2 separate regions of the Homo sapiens genome follow, and region 1 is linked to region 2. The links are chromatin contacts, found by Hi-C or POLR2A ChIA-PET in ENCODE. All regions are on one chromosome and are shown on one strand. The core of a region is the stretch at or near the end of the contact, and the rest is flanking DNA. Distances in the headings are between cores, read along the strand shown.

What was found. A loop is a pair of places that touch in the nucleus more often than their neighbours do. ChIA-PET counts read pairs that join two places held with the same protein, here RNA polymerase II (POLR2A). Pooled maps may share reads with other maps.
Region 1: a map with no recorded cell type shows a loop between it and region 2 (7-fold over the local background). The contact joins the enhancer-like site here to the promoter of SLCO4A1 in region 2. A Hi-C loop is called at or near these places in 6 of 37 single-sample maps with no recorded cell type and 13 of 50 pooled maps. POLR2A ChIA-PET finds 5 or more read pairs at or near these places in 3 of 52 experiments (Caco-2, K562 and activated B cell).

What each region holds. Positions count from the first base shown.
Region 1 is chr20:62,499,298-62,505,300 of GRCh38, forward strand. No RefSeq gene overlaps it. Among named protein-coding and RNA genes, the nearest start is that of GATA5, 26 kb to the left of the region's middle. RefSeq lists enhancers at 770-1,270, 2,736-2,965. Within about 2 kb of position 2,619, at least 5 of the 41 ENCODE cell types and tissues checked have a DNase peak (open chromatin) inside an H3K27ac peak, as active enhancers do.
Region 2 is chr20:62,639,044-62,644,679 of GRCh38, forward strand. It overlaps SLCO4A1 (solute carrier organic anion transporter family member 4A1), which reads left to right and starts at 3,460. Exons shown (of 12, transcript NM_016354.4): 1 at 3,460-3,510. It overlaps LOC124904949 (a long non-coding RNA gene), which reads right to left and starts at 3,294. Exons shown (of 2, transcript XR_007067711.1): 1 at 2,610-3,294; 2 at 1-2,303. RefSeq lists a silencer at 2,948-3,897.

The DNA of each region.
Region 1 (6,003 bases), core at 1,369-3,868, 140 kb before region 2:
CCAGAGCTGAGAGCAGCTGCTCAGGGGTCTCAAGTGAGTGTGGTGGGCTAGGCCACCCACGGTTATGCTGCCCATTCCATCCCCCTGCCTGGGGAAGGGCAGGGCAGGAACGAAGGGGGGTCCTTGGTCTCGGCATGGGGCAGGGACCCCCGATGTGGGAGCAATGGACACATCCCAGTCCTCTCTCCGTCTCTGCCTTGTCAAGCAGGAAGCCTTCTTGGGGCCATGGGTCCCTAATGCTTTTCTACGCCCAGCTCAGGTCCTGGGGATCAAGGAGCCGCAGGCTGGGATGGGCGAGCCTCTGCAGGAAGGTCCTGGTTTATTTTTGCGGTCGCTGTGCAGGTCAAGAGTGATGCTGCTTCACCTCTTGTGGCCACCATGGTGGGTTCCTTTAGAAAGATTTATTTAAGGACGTCAAAGAAACTGAGCAGCAGCTGCCTCTGAGAACCTGGCGTAGGGAGGTCTCATCTTCCTGGGGTTATACCCGTTCAAACGCAGAGACAGAGAAGAAACAGGAAGAACTGATCGTGCACAATAGATTCCCCCAAGTTAAAGGTGCGGGGATCTAGAGAGGAGCGTTCAGTAAGCCCCGCACGGGCGTGCTCAGCTCTGTCCCGCATCAGGGAGCCAGGCCAGGAACCGAAATCGGGATGTGGGCCGACGCTTAACCTGGACAGTTGTCCCCTTGGCGTAGAAGACACCAGCACACCCCCTCCACTTTGGACAGATGCCGTGACCAGCCCGGAGCCCCAGCAGCTCCATTCACAAGGTGCTTGGGAAAATAAATTTAGGTGTCTCCATTCGTAACTCAGCAATGTGATTGAGCGTCTGTGGGAGAAGCCTTATTCCTGCAACGGCTGTGTGTGTGTGATGGGCCGGAGCCCGGGGGAGTCAGGAGCTCAGACTCAAGTGAAGCTCAGAGTGAACAGGAAGGGTCACAGCCGCACCGTCCCCCAACCCCCAGGCGGTCAGAATCCAGAGCGTGGGCCCAGGGCTGCCCCTGCCCGTCGGTCCCCGGAGAAAACGCCCGGTGTGTGCGGAGCTTCACCACCAGGGGGAGTCCGAGGCCGTGTCCAACGTGGGTGTGCGGGAGGGCGGGGGGAGGGTGTGAGCCAGCGTGTCTGTGTGTCCATGAGTGTGAGGGTGTGTGCAGGCGTGTCTTACTGTGTATGTGTGGGTGTGAGGGTGTCTGTGAGCCTGTGTGCGTGTGCGGGTGTGTGCAGGCATGTCTTACTGTATACGTGTAGTTGTGAGGGTGTCTCTGTGAGCGTGTCTGTGCATGTGAAGGTGTGTCCATGCGTGTGAGGGCGTGTGCAGGGGTGTATATGTGTGAGTGTGAGGGTGTATTTGTGTGTCTTACTGTATATGTGTGTGAGGGTGTGAGCCAGCGTGTGTGTCCATGCGTGTGAAGGTGTGTGCAGGCATGTCTTACTGTGTATGTGTGGGTGTGAGGGTGTCTGTGAACTTGTGTCATACATATGTCCATACGTGTGAGGGTGTGTGCAGGCCTGGCCTCCTGCACTAGTGTGGGTGTTTGTGTGTGCAGGTGAGAGGGTGTCTGCCTCTGCTGTCGTGGGTTGGGATTCGTGTGTGCAGGTGAGTGGGTGTCTGCGTGTACTGCTAGTGTGGGTGTTCGTGTGTGTGTGTGAGCGGGTGTCTGCGTGTACTGCTAGTGTGGGTGTTCATGTGTGCGGGTGAGCGTGTGTCTGCGTGTACTGTCGTGGGTTGGGATTTGTGTGTGCGGGTGAGTGTGTGTCTACATGTACTGCTAGTGTGGGTGTTCGTGTGTGCGAGTGAGAGAGTGTCTGCGTGTACTGCTAGTGTGGGTGTTTGTGTGTGCAGGTGTGTGTCTGCGTGTACTGCTAGTGTGGGTGTTCGTGTGTGCGGGTGAGCGTGTGTCTGTGTGTACTGCTAGTGTGGGTTGGGATTTGTGTGTGCGGGTGAGCGTGTGTCTGCGTGTACTGTCGTGGGTTGGGATTTGTGTGTGCGGGTGAGTGTGTGTCTGCGTGTACTGCTAGTGTGGGTGTTCGTGTGTGCGAGTGAGAGAGTGTCTGCGTGTACTGCTAGTGTGAGTGTGTGTGCAGGTGAGTGTGTGTCTGAGTGTACTGCTAGTGTGGGTGTTCATGTGTGCGGGTGAGCGTGTGTCTGCGTGTACTGTCGTGAGTTGGGAGCCGTGGATGCCACGCAAGCCCCGAAGCCCCAGCTTTCTGAGCAGCTGGCCTGTGACGGCGGCATCTCAGGCGGCTTGGCTGTGTAGTGGGGATCCCCCAGCAGGCTCCAGGACCAGGGTCTTCTCTTTGGCTCCAGGTGACCCCAGCAGACTGGCCCTGCACCTGGCCCTGTGTTGACATCTCCAGAGGGTTTGTGAGCAGAGATGAGGGCACCTGTGAGGTCAAGGATAGTCTCTGTGTGGCAGCGGGACCTTGGGCCCAGGGGCAGCCTGTGGCTCTGAGGATGGCTGTGAGTACTTGGCAATGACCCTGTTAGTTGAGCTTGTGCCCGGCAGGGCTGAGATCTCCCAGCATGTGGCATGGGCCCCTCACCACCCCGAGTATGGACCCTGATATGGTCTGGCTCTGTGTCCTCACCCAGATCTCATCTTGAGTTGTAACTGAATTGTAATCCTCATGTGTTGGTTGGCAGAGGGACCTCGTGGAGGTGATGAGATCATGGGGGCGGTTCCCCCATGCTGTTCTCAAGACAGTGAATGAGTCTCATGTGATCTGATGGTCTCATAAGGGCTTTTCCCCCTTTTGCTCTGTGCTCATTCTTTCTCCTGTCACCCTGTGAGGAGGTGCCTTCCGCCATGATTGTAAGTTTCCTGGGGCTTTCCCAACCAGGCGGAACGGTGAGTCAACCAAACCTCTTTTCTTTATACATTACCCAGTTGAGTATTTCTTCATAGCAGTGTGAGAGAGGCCTCATAAAGACCCACTTCGTAGATGCACCGAGACTCAGACCCTGAGGTGGGGCTGGGTGGCCGCAGGCTGCTCAGGGGTCTCAAGTGAGTGTGGTGGGCTAGGCCACCCGCGGTTATGCTGCCCATTTCATCCCCCTGCCTGGGTGTGGGTCTTGGTGTGTGGGGTGGGATTACAGGAAGGAGCAGTGCCCTGGGCTGGCCTGCTAGGGGTGGCCCAGCCAGGAGGCTCCCAGCAGGGTCGGCTCTCGGGAGCTGGGTCATGGAGGGTGGGGACATGAGGGTCAGGGAGAGGGCCCAGCTCCCTGACAGCTCCTGGGGCTCTGTGGCAGGGAGAGCAGGTCTGCTGGGGCCAGCTCATGCTTCTGGGGCGCAGCCTTGCCCTGACCCATGGGCTCAACGGAGGGCCGGGTGGGGCTCCCACAGAGCAGTGGGCCTTGGGCCTCAGCTCTTCCCAGATGGAAGCTCTCGAGCAGATGAGAGGGGCTGTGAGCTCCTATGCGCTGGCTCTCCACGTCCCTGCTCCTCCTCTTCCTGGTCACCCCTGCCAGCCCCTTCCTCTGGTGCTTGACCTCGCCCTACTCCCCACCTCCCGGCCTGTGAGCAGCCTTGGCCCGGAGCTGCCCTTCCTGATCATGGTCGGGACCCCAGGCATCTGCCCCTACGTTGGCCTTTGCCAACAGCTGCTCAACCTGCGAGGAGGTGCAGGGAGCCGCCGGCCCCGCTCCTTGGACCTGATCATGGGCAGGTGGAAGCAAACCGCCTCTGAGAAGGGCTGCTCCACAGACACTGCAGGAGTGCCTGGGTCCCAGGACAGACCCTCTGTTGGGTGCAAGGGATGAGGATGGCTGTCCCCACATGTCTCCTAGAGAACCTTCAGGTGGGAATCCTTTTAAGTGAAAATATTCAAAACAACCAAGCTCTCCAAGCTGTGGAGGGCGATTCTCAGACTTCTCGCCCGGCGCTGCCAAAATCCTGTAGCCGGGGTGGATGGGGTGCCCTGGCTGCCTCCCCCAGCCCCTGACAAACCGGCCATCTGGCCTTGGCAGGTGACCCCTCCTCAGCAGCATCCTTGACACCGCCAAGGTGAATTTGCACCTAGAGGTCCCGGCAGGACTTCGTTAATGAGCGTGCTCCTGCCTCAGGACTCTGCATATTCTCCTCCTCCCTGCCATGCCCAGACCCTGATGTCCCGGTTCTCCCCCTCTTCTCCCTCAGCTCTGTGCTCCAACGCCACCTTATCAGAGACCCCCACAAGCTGTGGATGGGGGCTGTGACCTTAGAGCCCCGAGTGGGGAGCACACCCTTATCAGCAGACTCCTGGCTTCCCCAGCCTCTGACCCCTCTGATACCAAAGGCGTCAGATGTCAGGCGGGAGACACAGACAGCAGGAGCCAGGACAGAGTGGGGAGGGGAAGGGGAGGCTGGTGGGGGTTGCGTCTCGTCTGCTCGCTCCTGGCCCAGGCTTACCAGTGGTGGCCTGATTGTGACAGGCTGGATCTGGCAGCTGGAGGGGCTCAGCATCCTCTCTGGGGAGGCAGGGAGGCCCTGAGGGAACGGGTGAGTGGAACGTGAGGTGCTCTGGTCACCTCCCCCACTCTTGGGCAGACAAAGCAGGCACCGGCCATGCGGGCACCAGAGCAAGCTCCTGGATGCCAGGATGGGGCTGGCAGCGCCAAGGTGGGCACAGGCACCAGGGGCTGCTTGCCTCTGAGAGTCCAGGGAAGGCTCCTTGTCTCCCAGGCAGGTTTGTGTCATGGGGACGCTCCCCACGTGACACTCACTGCTGGCATCGTGTGAAAGGGAGGGGGCACCTGCACTTTGCTTTGTCAGTCTCTGTCTTATTCCTGTCCTTAAGGCATCCTGACCTGCTCATTTGTCCACCTGCCCCGCAGCCAGCCCACTCGCCTGCCTGGAGGGTTTGAAGTATTCTCTAGGCTCAGGGGGAGAGCTCCTTCTGGCTAGTCTTAGATCACGGGAGCTGATAGAACGCCAGAATGATCCAGCCCAGCCCCCTCATATAGCAGATGGGAAACAGGTAGGAGAAAAAGCATCTGTCCCTGGTCCCTCACAGCCTTTTCCTAACATCGCGGTTATCACCACCACCACCACCATCATCATCCCCATCATCACCAACACCATCATCACCCCATCCCCATCATCTCCATCACCACCATCATTTCCATCATCACCATCACCATCACCACCATCACCATCCCCACCATCATCACCATCACCATTTTCACTGTCATCATCATCATCACCATCTTCGCCATCATCACCACCATCACCGTTTTCACCGTCATCATCATCACCATCACCATCTTCATCATCCCCATCACCGCCATCATCACAACCATCATCATCATCTTAGCACCCACTCCCACCATGGGAAAGTGCTGTGGCCCCTTTTCTGTCCTGTCCCTTTGCCTTTTGAATAGCAGAAGGTCAGAACAGAGCCTGAGGATTAATTCCAGAAAAAAACCCTCCTCTTTACCCTTTAGTTTCTGGTTGCCTTCGAAACCTCCTGCCTGTGCCTTTAGAGCAGACCTCTTCATCTTCCTGAGGTATGTTTGAACTCCATGAGACACCCTCCTACAACTTCAGTTCACCTGCTGGATGATGGCTCTGTGGGCTGGGGGCTTTCTCACGGAGCAGTCACTGCCATTTACTGTTCCTTGGTGCCAGGTGGGGGCTTGGGCCCCTCCTCTCTGCATCCTCCACCATCACCCTCCAAGGGCCATGAGGGATCTTGGGCTTGGGCCTGGCCCCATCTTGGGTGGGACTTGGTGGGCGCCCTATTCTAAGCCAGCTGCAGGTGCACCTACTATGGTCAGTCACTGGCCAAGGGCTAAGGAGACAGTTCCCACCCTCGTGGGCTCATGGTCCAGTGGGGTCATGGCATTGGCCCAATGACCCCAAAGGTGGTGAAGTTGGGGAAGCTGGGACTCCCTCCAGAGCTCAAGAACCACAGCAGGTGCCCAGGGATTTGAGGCAGGCCCTTGTGGTTTCAAGCTCAGCAGTCTTCTTGTGTGGGGGACGTCACAGACCTGCTCAGTGCCCCCAGAGGGGAGGGCTAGGAACTC
Region 2 (5,636 bases), core at 2,210-4,709:
GATGATTTCCAAGAGAGAACATGCTTTTTATCTTCTATGGAATTTTGCTACCAAAGAGCCTCCCAGCTACCTGTGCCCTTCCCTAACCTGACAATCTTAATTCCCCCATGAAACTCCTCCATCGCGGACATTTGGACAACTCCAGGCTGAGTTTTTCCTAAGGCCACTCTGGCCTTGTGCGTCTCTTCTTTGCTAAGCTGTGTGCCAGCCGCCAGCCCACATCTGGGTTGTACCATGATCCTAACTCCTCACCTGAACACAGCATTTAACAGACTGAAACGTGCCACTCTGGAGCTGGGGACTTCAAGCCACATTTCGCCTGCAGCCCGATCGCCTTCAATCTTTAGCAAAATCCTCTTTCTCATGCAAAACAGTGCAGTCGTAACTTTTAAAATATTTTTTAGAAACTTTCTCTAGAGCCTCCACCACATGGCCACAGCCTGAGACTTTGAAATAATGAAACAATTAAATGATGTTTTCATCATTTCTGAGACTTGCCCATTATCACGAAGCTGAAATGGCCATTTTTTTATAAGTCAAGGAAGGACAGGCAGTTTCAAATGAGTTGGCTAAGACATACGCCAAATTCATAGAAAATAGAAATGAACTATGACTACAGAATGGAAGCAACCACAGAAATATTAGCAGGATTTTAAGTATTATCCCAATCAAGTACTAATAGCTAAGTGAGGTCATTTTTTGGATACCATTCCTGGTCAAAGCTAGGAATGATGTGTGTTCCAGGCTGGACCCTCCAGGCAGAGGCACCGGGATCCCACGCTGTTTCTGGGTTGGCCATTAACCTGCCCCTTGACCTGACAGCGTTTCTCTCTCTTCTCTCTCTACACTTCTCTTCTGATCTTTAGATCGATTTTCCTCCAAGTGACAATGTCCATAAAGAGAGAGGGAGGTGGAAATACAGGCTGTCACATTTCAGCTCTTTGAGGTGCCTCTAAAGATGATGTCAGAGAACAGTAAGTGGCCCACAAATGTGCAGCATCTGTTCCGAGCCTCCTGAAGCCGCCCGGACAGGCAGCAGTACGACCCTGCAAGGCCACAGGGGAGCCAGGGGGTTCTCGCTTTCTTTTTCTTTTAATTATTTCCTCTCAAAAAAGAAAAAAAAAAAAGAAAAGAAAGAAAAAAAGCCCTGCTGGGATAGAACTTATTGAGTTCAGAATGTTCCAGGGCACATAATCAGGCTGCCCTTGTTCCAAGACACTGCTGTGCTCTGTAGCTGACCCCCGAGTCCTCTAGGGCAAGAGTAAGGACACAGTCGGCTCCCGAAAGCTGGTGCAGATGGACCCCACCACGCAGGGCCTGGAGTTGGGCCAGACCTGCAGACCCCCTTGATGGCCTGCGGCAGGACCCTTCACCTGGGTCAAGGCCTCCTGGTGCTCCTAGGGGCCTCTTGAGGAGCCTGGGCACCAGCATTTGCCTTTGAGGACAGGACTGAGGGCCTGCATTTTGCACGAATGTACCTGAAATGTTTGCTCTGGATTTACCTTTCCAATGGTGCCTATGCAGGAATCCCAAAGAATGCCTGGTGGGGTCTGAGGCGGGTCTCAGGCCGGGAGCCCTCCACAGGCAGCAATATTTGGCTAGAATTTAATGCCATTTTGTTTCTTTTTATCTATTTTTATGGTGACCTCTTTGTGGTAATTGACACTGACTTTTTAAAAAATAAACTTACCCTTTTAATCAAATGTGTGAATTGTTTAAAGGAAAAACATTGTGTAAATAATGTTTTCAGGGGGTAGAATCCAGACGTGAGTTTTGGAAACAGAGTCCAGTCCTGCTTCTGACATTTGAATTGCTTCTCCAGCATCATCACCAGAAGATGGGCTACCTGTGCTCACAAGCCTCCTGTAACACGGAGCTCACCACCTCTCAAAGGCACCTTCTGTCAGGTCTGCCTGGAAATGCTGCTCCCGCAGACTCCGCACCTGAGGCCAGGTCTGCAGCGAAGCTCATCCACACCTGAGGCCAGGTCTGCAGCGAAGCTCAGCCCCCTTCCTTCACAGGAGAAATACTTCTGGGTGTGCACCTTCCACTCCTGGCAGGGCCGTGAGCCCCTGTGGCAGTGCCTCACCCTCTGGGAGGGACCCTCTCCATCTGGGAACAATGTGGGTACTTTTTTCTCTTAAAGGGCAGTGTCAGGAATGAAAGCAGATACCCAAAAGCAGTGGGTCTCGTGGCCTCGTGTCTGCTTCCAGAAGTGGAGGGCGGCCTGGGACGGCGGGAGCCCTGAGGACACCACCGGGGGGGTCCCGGGACCTGATACGAGTGGGCAGGAGCCCCAAGCCCTGGAGGAAGGAAAACCATTTCATAAATAACTGCATGGGGTTGTGGGCCTTTTCTCACAAGCCGCAGCACCTCCTTCGTCTCTCCACGGTGAACCCGCCCGCCACGCTATGCCACCAGGCCAGGTCCTGCAGCACCGCCTCCGTGGCTAGGACTTCCTCACCAGCCTGGGGCCGTGAGGTGGTCATTTCCCCCCTTACCTGACTTATCTCAGGATTCACACACACACACTTGACTTTCGGAAACTTCTTTTAAATTAATTTCACTGACACTAAAAGGGAAGCTTTGTGGAGTGTGATTGTGGTTACCTGTTAATACTTGGCAACAATTATGAGCCCTGATATGAGCCAACTTCTTCCGTCTTATCCCCTTTGAGGACGCTCTGTTATCGCCCCCATTTTGCAAACGAGGAAACTGAGGCTCGGAGGCCTGGAGCAATGTGTTCCAGGACAGACGGCAGGAAGCCGGGGTAGGAATTCCAACAGGGAGTTCCCTCTGTGGAAGGGAACGTGGCTGGCACCTCCCTGCCTTCCACCCTCAGAGCTAGTGTGAAAAAGAAGACGGGGTTATGGAAAAGGCAACGGGCTGGAGATTCCCCGGATTCCCAGGCTAGGGCGCCGGTCTCACTGTGCGCGCAGGTGGGGCGCGTGCCAGAACAGGGCCTGGGGGTCAGGCCGAGACCGGCGGGCACCTTCACCAGGGCCGCCCGTGGCGTTCCCCCAGCCCCTCTGCCGCGGGCCCCACGTGGCCCCGACCCTGCGGCAGCCTTTCGGAAGGGCGGAGCTGAAAAACGGCCGCTTGGCTCCACTCGGCCCCACAGCGCCCAGGAGCGAATCCCGAGTCCGTTCGGAACCGCCTCGCCGCGTGGCCTGGGGCGGCGTCGCCACCGCGCGTTCTCGGCCTCCCGGCTGCGGCAGCGATGCCGGTCCTTGGAGCTGGAGCGGGGAGTCCAGGAGGCGGCAGCGCTCCGGAGAGAGACGCCCTGGTCCCCCGCCGCGCGTTCCCGCCTCTGTGCCCTGGGGGGGAGGAGGGGGCGGTCGCCGCTGCCATTGGCCGTGGGGGGTGAGGCGGGCCCCGCGCAGGAAACCCCGCCCCTCCCTCTGCGGCGGGGGCGGCCCCAGCGGATGAATGAAGCGGCGCGTGGCTGCCGGGGAGGCCAGAGCGTGGAGCGCTGCGCGGCGCGGCGGCCGGGCCCTCGAGACGGGGACGGTGAGTGCGCGGGGAGCGGGGAGCTGGCGCGGGTGCACAGGGCCCGACCTGCTGGCGTAGGAGCGCGGCAGGTGCCGCCATCGTGGGCAGGGGCTGGAGCGCCGGGGGGATGCGCGCGGGGGCGGGAGGCCTGGGCACCGGCCGAGCGCCCCGAGCCTCTCCGCGGGGGAGGGCAGGACCGAGCGGAATCGGAGGCCAAATTCGCCGCTTCCCGCCGCCGGCTGCGCAGGTAGGAGCTCCCGAGTCGCCCGCAGGAGGACCGAGGCGAAGGGGCCCCACGCTGCAGCGGGTGCCGGGGGGAAGCGGGTGAGCAGGGGCTGCGGCCCTGGCAGGGACTGTCGGAGTGGCCGGGGCAGGTGACCTGGGCAGGTGGCCCGGAGCGCGCGCAGGCGCAGGCCCCACAGATCCAGCTGGGGACGAACGCGCCTCCGCGGAGCTCCAGAGTTGCGGAGTCACCCACCTGCGGCGGCCGCTGCTGCCGAGTCAAGGAGGAAACCTTCATGCACGGAAGTTTCTCGGGGGCGGCCGGGCTTTGTTCGCGCCAGAGGCGCTCGAGACATCTCCGGGAGGGGAGCGCGGGCGGAGCGCACAGGGCTAGTTTCCAGCAGCGGCGGCGCCCCTTTCCCTGCCCCACCACGCGACGTCCTGGCCGTGGCTTGGGGGGACCCGGGCGCCCTCCAGGTGCAGGCAGAGGGTCGGGTGCCCTCGCGTTGCTGTTGGGCTCCCCTGACCAGGGAGGATGGAAAGGAAGGAGCAGGCAGGCTTAGCTGCCCTAGACCGGCCCTAGACCGGGAACCTGGAAGCAGATCTGACTTCCACTTCCAAGGGAGAAACCGCCTCCCGCACTGGCGCCCCGAGGGGAGAGAGAAGCCCAGCTAGGTTTCCGCGTGGTCCGCGTGGTTGGTGAACCCTCAGGCTGGGGGGTGCCCCGCTTGGCGTGCAAGGCCCTCTTTGGAGCTGCCGTGGGACCTGGCTATGCGTCCTGTTTCTGTCTGGAGGCGGCTGGAACGCGGTAGTTTTCCACATCCATGCAACCAGCTTGTCAGCTGCTGCTCCTCAGCTGTGGTTTTTGGAACTTGGGTTACCTCCATCTAATCAGAAACTGGCTCTGCAGAGCCCGGTGTCAGCGACGTTTTCATTCCCAGCAGCGGGAGCAAATGGATCTCAGAGGACAGCTCCTTGGCCTTAGCCGGCTCCGCTTGTGAATCTGGTAATAATGACAAGGACAGTGACAGCAGGGGTTAGGTGTTGAGTGCTGGAATGTGCCGGGCATGGTACCCCTGCTTTGAGCATCGTCTCATTCAGTCCCTAGCAACCCCACGAGGTGGCCATTATCACTCCCACTTTATAGATGAGTAAACTGAGGCACCAAGAGGTTAAGTGATTGACTCTAGGCCACACAGCTTGTAAGTGCTGAAGAGGTCTGACTCCAGGTTTGTCTGATCCAGGCTTGGGCTCCTGTTTTACGACTCTGTTCTTAAAGAGGCAAAAGGCGACTGCAGGGTCAGGCCGGAGACCCAGAACAGCGTCCCAAGAGCTGGGCCTGCGGTTACTGGGCCAGAGTGTCTGTTCTGGGTTGTCAGTGATCGCAGGACACCAGTAGGATGTTGCTCGGGCCGAGACCACACAGCCCGACTTCCCTCTGTGCTGCTGGAGGGAGCCAGGGCAGAGGCCGGCCACTCGGTGAGACCTGGACGCTGACCACAGCCAGGCTGCCCTGACCGCCCTCAGCAGGCTGTGTCCTGCCTTCCTGCTGGGCAAGGTCAGCAGGTGGTGCCTGGAAAATTCTTCATGAGGGAGCTTCCCTCCCGAGTGGCCGTGACCTAATCTGTAGCTCACTGGGTGTGGCCCCTAAAGCAGGTGCTGGGCAAGTCCCTCCCATGGTGGAGAGCTGGCTGGGCACGTGGCAGGCAGGGCAGGCTGGGCCAGGTGAAGGGTGGCCAGGTGGATGGACATGCTCTCCTTGCTAGACTAAGCCCAGAGAGGCCGGCTCTCCTCGGGGCTCTGATGGGCCCCTTGGCTTGACCAAGCCCCATTGCAGTTTTGGCTCCAGGTCGGTCTGACTTCCAAATGGCAAAATTTTTCTCAGCCCATTGTAGAATGAAAAGTTAACTCATCGAGCTTAG